Linked DNA regions of Homo sapiens: region 2 is linked to region 1. A link is a contact called in ENCODE Hi-C or POLR2A ChIA-PET data. All regions are on one chromosome and are shown on one strand. The core of a region is the stretch at or near the end of the contact, and the rest is flanking DNA. Distances in the headings are between cores, read along the strand shown. Region 1 holds the start of GRIN1 (glutamate ionotropic receptor NMDA type subunit 1). Region 2 holds the start of NPDC1 (neural proliferation, differentiation and control 1).

Region 1 (3,641 bases), core at 982-3,481:
TGACCAAGGCCCCATGGGGCAGATCTAAAGCCAGCGGCTCAGCCCCCTGGAGCTGATGCCTCCCTCTCTCCCCAGCCTCCCAAGGCAGGGAGGCAGGCAGCTGGTGGTCCACACCACCTTCACACAGCAAGGACCTGCGTCTGTCCCCAAGTCTGCCTGTGCCTCTTAGAGCTTTGGCGAATGGGGGCGTGCACTGCATGGCCCCACGTGGCAGGACAGTACCTGGCCGGGGGTGTGTTCCGTGAGTGGTAGCTGCAGGCATTGCCTTTGCTGCAGAGGCCATGCCCACAGACAGACAGCAACATGGGCGTGAGTTGAAGCAATTCCCCAGGAATGGCCCCTCCTGGATTTCCTGAGTCCACCTTCCGTGTCCCTCCCCAGTCCCAGATGGAATATGTGACTGCAGCCACTGGCTACAGATGCATCCCCCCAGTCCCATCCCATGGTGTCCTGGGCTGGGGCACGGGGGTGGCTTGTGAAGTGGGGAGGGAGGATTTCTGAGAAAACTCTGGTGTGGGCCCTGCAGCTGCAGCTGTTTGAAGTGGTTCTCCCTCCCCCAGCTCTTGCTTCCAGCCTGCACCCAGAGGTGCTTGGCAAAGACCCGTAGGTCCGTGTGTGACCATGCAGGTGTTCACGCGTGTGCTAGGGTATGGTTATGTGCATCACATGCCCTGGCATGTCTGTTCGTGTACATGCGTGTGAATGACTGGAACCATGTGTGTAAATGTGCATGTTTGCACGTGCCTCTGGGAATGCATGCCAAGCCGTGTGTGGCACATGAGCAGGTGTCAATGGATCTGCATGTGTGCAGATGAGCATATGAAATTGATTGTGTGATGCTGAGGTGCATGAGTGTGTGCTAATGTAACATTTGGTGTGAGTGTGAGCATGTGTGTCCACAGATGTGGTGTGTCCATCAGGTAGGCACGTGTGAGCGGTGCTAGGCTGGATGTCTGTCTTGCCTCTTACATAAAGGGCTGCATTGCAGATCCTTGCAGCCTCATTGGAATTCAGCAGGCGCTCGGCCCAGGGGCGGACAGCTCCGACAGGCAAAATCCCAGGAGCCACGTCCTCCCCCGCAGCGCTGGCTGCCGACAGCTCCCATGCCCTGATGCCTCTCGCGTGTGCACCCCCACTCCCACCCCCACAAAGCGTCCTGCCGTGGCACCTGAGCCATTTCTCTTCCCAGGCGGACCCATCGGTAGGGGGAAGGGACGAAAGAAAGGGCAGGAGAACCTGGAAGCAGAAACAAAGATGGCCCCAGGCCCCGTCCTGTTTAAAGCTCTGCAGGGCGGGCATGTAGCTGGACAGGCGCTTCTACTCTCTTACCCGGAATGCCCACCCCCACACTGACACACTCCAGCCCCACGTCTACACACACCAGTCAGGGCCTGGAGCCCCAGGGGCCCTCTGAGGACCAGCCAAGGTGGCAGGTGACTGGTCTCAGGCCAAGATAGGGGAGCCAGCAGACCCTGGTGTTTGGTTCCTAGTGAGACGAGGCCTCCCGGAAGCAGCCAGCTGACTCTGGGGTGGTGTCTTACAGGGAGGAAGGGGGCACGGAAAGGATGGAATGAAACTGGGGGTGTGGGGTTGCAGGATGGAGGAGAGGGGAGGTGGGTGGCGGAGGTGGGGGAGGGCACCTGGCTGGAGATGAGGTCCTCGCACACCGACAGAGCCATCTGGATGGCGTTGGGCTTGTGCGTGACGGAGGTGGCATTGAGCTGAATCTTCCAGGAGCCGTGCCGCTTGTTGGCCTGGTTCACGGCCTCGCGGAACATCTGCTCGTGCTTCCGCGTGCTCAGCACCGCGCCAATGTTGACGATCTTGGGGTCGCACGCGGCACGGGCGACGGAGCAGGAGAACAGCAGGGCGAGCGTCAGCAGGCGCATGGTGCTCATGGGCTCGGGCCGCGGGCCTGGCTCTGCGCGGCGCGAACGCGGGGCCCTCGGCGCATCCCCCGCGGGGCTTCCGGGCCGTCCTGCGCTCGCCCGGCCCCGCGGGCTGCGGACGCCACGTCTCCCCCGGAGCGGCGGTCCCGGGACGTCGGCCGAGGGAAGGGGCGCTGAAGCGTGCGCGGGGGCTCGGGGCTCAGCCCCACGCGGCCGGCGCTGTCCGCGGTGCTGAAGCGGGGCCGGGCACAGCTCCGAGCGCCCGGCTTGGAAAGGGCCCGGCGGCGGCGGCGGCGGCTCCGCGGACGGCGCTGGTTCCGGTCCGGACGCTGCGGCGACTGCAGCAGCTGCAGAAACGCGAGCGGGGCCAACGTCTCCTGCCCCTCCCGCCGCCCCCGCTTCCCAACACGGAGGCGAAGGGGGCGCCTCCCGCGCCAGAGCGTGCGCCTGCGTTCGCGTGAGCGTGTGTGTCGGAGCGCGCGTGAGCCGGGGAGCGCGCGTGTGCGTGTGAGCGCGTGCCTGGAGGGGTCCTGGGACAGGGGCCTGTGCTGTCGGGGACCTGCAGGGAGCTCAGTTTGGAAACGTTAGAGGGGTCCGTGTCACCGCGTGCAGCCCGCACCCTTGCGTGCCTTTTAATAGGACCGAACGCGTCGTGCCCGCTTGTATGTGTGTGTGCGCGCAAGAGTCGTCACCCACAGTCAGCGATATTTCGGCTCCTGACTCTTGCAGACTGGAGCTCCAGAGGGGTGGGGGAGGCCCTAAGCCATGGCTCTGGGGGGCGCTCCCTTCAAGGTTCCCCTCCCCACAAGGTTCAGAAATGAGGGAGAGGCCCCATCTGCGTGGCCATGTAACTTGGGACCCCCCTCCTCGGGCTAAGAGGAATAGGGAGGGTGACCGTGGCTGCCGCATGTGCTCAGCCAGGCCTTCCGCGAGAGCCTGGAAACTGGACCCGCACTGACTGGGGCTGAGGTCGGACACCAGGAATCACTGGAGCGCCGCGAGGTGTGTTCGGGGCCAGCCGTTTCACACCCTCAGCTTCCGCTCCTCTCTCCCTCTCCAGCCCCCTCGCAATGCGCTCCCAGCGCCCCCTTTTCCAGAGCCTTACCCATCCCTCTGGTCCACACCACCCTGTCTTTGTCCCCCTCCACCCCTGGAGTGTGCGTGCCCCTCCCTAACTTGAAGGATGGCTGAAGCTCCGCCCCTGCCAGTGATGTCACCATTTCCAATAGCAACTGAGGATTCTGCAGACCTAACAGCAAACGCCCCCAATGGGACAAAACAGGGTCGTCACCACACCTCTGCTATGTGCAGCAGTGCAGCAAGGGAAGTCATGTGCCCACAGGGGTCACACTCTCTCTCCCGCTTGCCGTTCTCTCCATCAGCCGAACACTGGCACCAGGGACCCCCTGGAGCTGAGAGGAGGGGGAGGGGCTGTGGTGTTTGACAAGCTCCTCCTCTTGGCCCCTTCTCTCTCAATACAGGAAAATCTTTCCTTGGGGGATCACCTGCCCGTACCCTGCTGCAGACCCCGCCTCTCCCCGTTCGGGTTGAGGCACACGGGTCATCCGCCTCGGGGCCCTCACTCCTTCTGTTGGCTCTCAGGAGGGTGTGTGTGGGTGCTCAGGGGGACTGAGCTGGCCCTATCTCCAGGAGTTTGTGGCCCATCTCCAAACTTCCACCTCGGCAGGGCACAGTGGCTCATGCCTGTAATCTCAATACTTTGGGAGGCAAGGGCAGGTGGATCACCTAAGG
Region 2 (3,863 bases), core at 676-3,175, 93 kb after region 1:
GAAAGGAGAGTGTCTGTGGGGTGGGGCATCCTTGCTGTGGCCTGTGCCCCCACCTTCCCGCTGTTCTAGCCGCACGGGCCTGCCCTTGGTCCTGAGGGTGGACACCATCCCTCCCTACTGCCTTCTGCTCTGGAGCCAGGCCTGGGGCACTGGCTGCTGCCCTGGTGTGCCGTGGCAGCCTAGAGTAGCTGCAGGATGGCTGGCCCGAGGGAATGTTCCTGGGCCCTTGAGTCTTCTCTGGCCAGCAGAGTTCCCCAAAACCATCACATCCAGATCTGCGTTGGTGACCAAGGCCAGACTGAAGGTTGGGTCCTGGTACAGTGAGCCTGGGGGTGAGGGTAGAGGTCAGGGAGGTGGCGGAGAGTGGGTGGCAGCCAGCCAGGCGGCTTCCTAGGGGGCAGTCAGTGCTGGTAGAGACTGGCGGGAGGGCAGGCCCACATCAGGAGGTGGCACAGGGGTGGGAGATGAGATCAGGACCAGGACCCATAGGCAGGAATCTTGCACAGAACCTGGCTGTGGAGCTGAGCCATGCAATGGCACAGGGCACCTTGCCCTTCTCACCTGGGACTGAGTGTCCTGCACCTCCAAAAGGCATCCTGCAGCCCCAGCCAGGCCCTGCAGCCCCTCCCCAAGCCAGTTTTCTCCAGGATGGGAAGGCCTGGTCTTGCCCACTCGCCTCCTCACCTTCCTGGGAAGTGAGCTTAGACACTGTCTCTATGCTCAGTGCCCTGGCGAGGAGGGTGGTGGTTCTTATTCTGCTCTTCCCTCCCCTCTTCACCATTTTTTTTTAAAGTCATTTGATAAACCTGAGGGCAGCCAGCCCCAGCTTTGGAGTTCTGAGACTGGAAGGACCAAGGGGACACCCCGGGTTGGAGGTCTCACTCTTGTTCTCTGAATGACTAGTCAAAGGAGGTTTCTAGTGGGATGGGGTGGGCGTGCTCTTGGGAGGCAACAGGTGAGGTGCAAGGGGGGCATCAGAGATGCCCGTTGTCAGCTGGGCACAGTGGCTCACGCCTGTAATCCCAGCACTTTGGGAGGCTGAGGCTGGCGTATCACCTGAGGTCAGGAGTTCAAGACCAGCTGAGGCAACATGGTGAAACCCCGTCTGTACTAAGAATACAAAAATTAGCCCAGCATGGTGGCACGCGCCTGTAATCCCAGCTACTCAGGAGGCAGAGGCACGAGAATCACTTGAACCCGAGAGGTGGAGGTTGCAGTGGGCCGAAATGGCACCACTGCACTCCAGGCTAGGCGACAGAGACGCTGTCTCAAAGAAAAAAAAAAAAAAAGATGCCCATTGTCCTGAGGGAGCTAAAGGGCTGTCACCTGGGGACCCTGAACACCTTGGACAGCTCCCAGCTCCGGTCCTCAGTGGCTCCGGATCACTCTTGCCCCCTGGTGGCCTCACTGAGCGCGGCCGCCGCGGCTCCAGCCAAAGCTGCAGTCGGGGCCGGGGCCGTTCTGTGTTCCTGTATTTGCTTTTCCCGCGAGTGGGGGTGCCCCTGCCTCTGTGGGCACACCTGTGCCTTCCTGTGCACCTGCCCAGCTCGTGAGCACCTGTCTGCGTGCGCCCGGCGCTCCTGTGTCTCTGTGCGCTCGCGAGGCTAGGCCCACACAGGTCCTCTGCCCCATCGCGGGTGCGGGTGAGGGGCTCGGAGTCCTACCGGGAAGAGGCCAGAAGGGAGCGCATCCTGGAGAAGCCCACCCGCGGCCCAAACCCAGCCGGACTTCTGGGAACCGCACCGGCCCCAGAGACCGCAGGTGCCGAGACACCCTGAGGCCGAGAGAGGTCCAGCGAGGCCCGGAGAGGGGACCAGAACTGGAGCAGGGGGAGGGGGCGCAGTCTGGAGCCGCCCTCCCGCCCCCTCAGGTGGAGCGCGCAGGCGCAGTCTCCGCGTGCGCGCCTCGCCGGCGCCTCCATCCCGGATCCTTGCTGCAGCGTCAGCGCCGCCGCCCGTGCCTTTCCTCTTCCTCCTCCTCCTCCTTGGCATCCGCCTCTTCTTCCTCCTGCGTCCTCCCCCGCTGCCTCCGCTGCTCCCGACGCGGAGCCCGGAGCCCGCGCCGAGCCCCTGGCCTCGCGGTGCCATGCTGCCCCGGCGGCGGCGCTGAAGGATGGCGACGCCGCTGCCTCCGCCCTCCCCGCGGCACCTGCGGCTGCTGCGGCTGCTGCTCTCCGGCCTCGTCCTCGGCGCCGCCCTGCGTGGAGCCGCCGCCGGCCACCCGGGTGAGCGAGCGCGCTGGGCGCAGGCCGCGGGGCGCCCCGGGGCCGGGATCGCCGGGCGGGGACCGGGTTGCCGGGCGCCGCCGCCCTCGTCCTGCCCAGGCCCGCAGGCCCTGCAGGCCTGGTCCGCTGGTGGCGGGGGCCCCGCCTCGCCCACGATGGAATAAACAGGCCTGGCCGGAGGGCGCAGCGCGGAGCCTCCAAAAGGCCGCGCCGGATGGGGCTTCTGCCGGTTCCCAGAGGCGTACCTTACATTCATGGCTTCTTCCGCCGGGAGCGCGTCTGGCTCAGGCCTCCGCGCCGCGGCCATCTGGCTCTGGGCGGGCCCGCCGGGAGTCTGCCTGTGTGCGTCTCTGTGTCTCCGTGTTCGGGGCTCCTGCGGGTGTGGGGCTGGCCCTGAGTGCCCGCCGGCTTCGCTGCCGGTGCGCGTCCCGGGGTCGGGGCCTCAGTGCTGCTCTGCCTGTCCTCACGCCTTGGGTGGCGCTGGGCACCGGCCTTGTGCGCCATGGTGGGCGCTGAAGTTCTGGGGGCACTTATGGCGCAGGCTCGGGGTGCTGTTCTAGCTTCAATAGGAGGGAGACTGTTGCAGCCTCAGAGCCTCCGCCTGCATCCCCTGCCCTCGAGGGCACTGGCATTCTGTCTTTGGGACTGAGGGCTGCAGGTGGACTCCGGAGGAGGGTGATAAGCCCAGGGTCCTGGGACACCCTCTCACCTGCACAGATGGGTCCTGAGGGTCCAGAGAGCAGAGCTCCCTGCAGGAACCCAGGATGCAAAGCTGACGTTTTTCTGGGGGGACTGAACTGGGAGACTTTGCGACTGCATTCGTACAGTACTCCTGGCAGCCCTGCAGAAGAGGTGCTGTGAGCCCGTTTTACAGGCAAGGAATCCGAGGCATGGAGAAGTTAAGTGGATTGTGGCACAGCTGAGGCGCTGTCCTGGGCAGCCTGGTTCTGTGTGTGTGGCCTCAAGGGGCCAGAGTGAGGCCGGCTTCCTCCTGGGCTCAGTGCCCCTGGATGGGAGGTGGGCATGAACAGGAGAGGCTTCCGAGAATCAGAGTGTGCTCAGCCAGGAAAGGCGGAGGCCACCTATTCAGGAAACGGGGCTGCAGCTGCTGTGCTGAGCCCGGGTGGGTGGCAGGTGCCAGTCCTCAGTTCACCGGCCTCTGCAGCTTCGTGTCTGCCTCACCGGGAGACCTGGCAGGGCCCTCCCTAGGCAACTCCTCCCATTCCCAGTGCCCAGTGCTTGGAAGGGAGGGCCCTCAGGCAGCCCAGACGTTGGCGGGTGGAGGGGGGTGTGCCAGCCACCGTCCAGCTGCTCTTGTTCCTGCGACCTCTTTTCAGGAGGAGGAAGTGGGGGATGGAGGCTCCTGGGCTGGGGAAAAGGGCTAGGAGGGGCCTGGAACCCAGACCCTAGAGCCAGCTTTGTACCTCAGGCCCCTGCCTTTGGCGTGGTGGACGGTGGGGTATCAGCACAGGAGCGGGGACTGCCTCACTCCCCAGGTGCCAAGTTGGCGGGTGGGCCCAGGTGGACCTGCTGGCACAGGTTTAATGTTTAACGTGCCCAAGTCCCGGCCCACTGATACTGGAGGCTGCTGCCCCAGGTTGTGGAGGGTGTGCGGTGCCTGGCGTTGGCTCCTGTGCCC

Evidence for each region. A loop is a pair of places that touch in the nucleus more often than their neighbours do. ChIA-PET counts read pairs that join two places held with the same protein, here RNA polymerase II (POLR2A). Pooled maps may share reads with other maps.
Region 2: a loop to region 1 is called in a pooled map, with 2.3 times the contacts of the local background. The contact joins the promoter of NPDC1 here to the promoter of GRIN1 in region 1. A Hi-C loop is called at or near these places in 7 of 50 pooled maps. POLR2A ChIA-PET finds 5 or more read pairs at or near these places in 4 of 52 experiments (HEK293, RWPE1, SK-N-SH and 1 more).

What each region holds. Positions count from the first base shown.
Region 1 is chr9:137,137,744-137,141,384 of GRCh38, reverse strand. It overlaps GRIN1 (glutamate ionotropic receptor NMDA type subunit 1), which reads right to left and starts at 2,231. Exons shown (of 20, transcript NM_007327.4): 1 at 1,641-2,231. The coding sequence starts at 1,898. RefSeq lists a silencer at 2,394-2,688.
Region 2 is chr9:137,044,239-137,048,101 of GRCh38, reverse strand. NPDC1 (neural proliferation, differentiation and control 1) reads left to right here and starts at 1,925. Exons shown (of 9, transcript NM_015392.4): 1 at 1,925-2,224. The coding sequence starts at 2,113. RefSeq lists an enhancer at 1,191-1,860.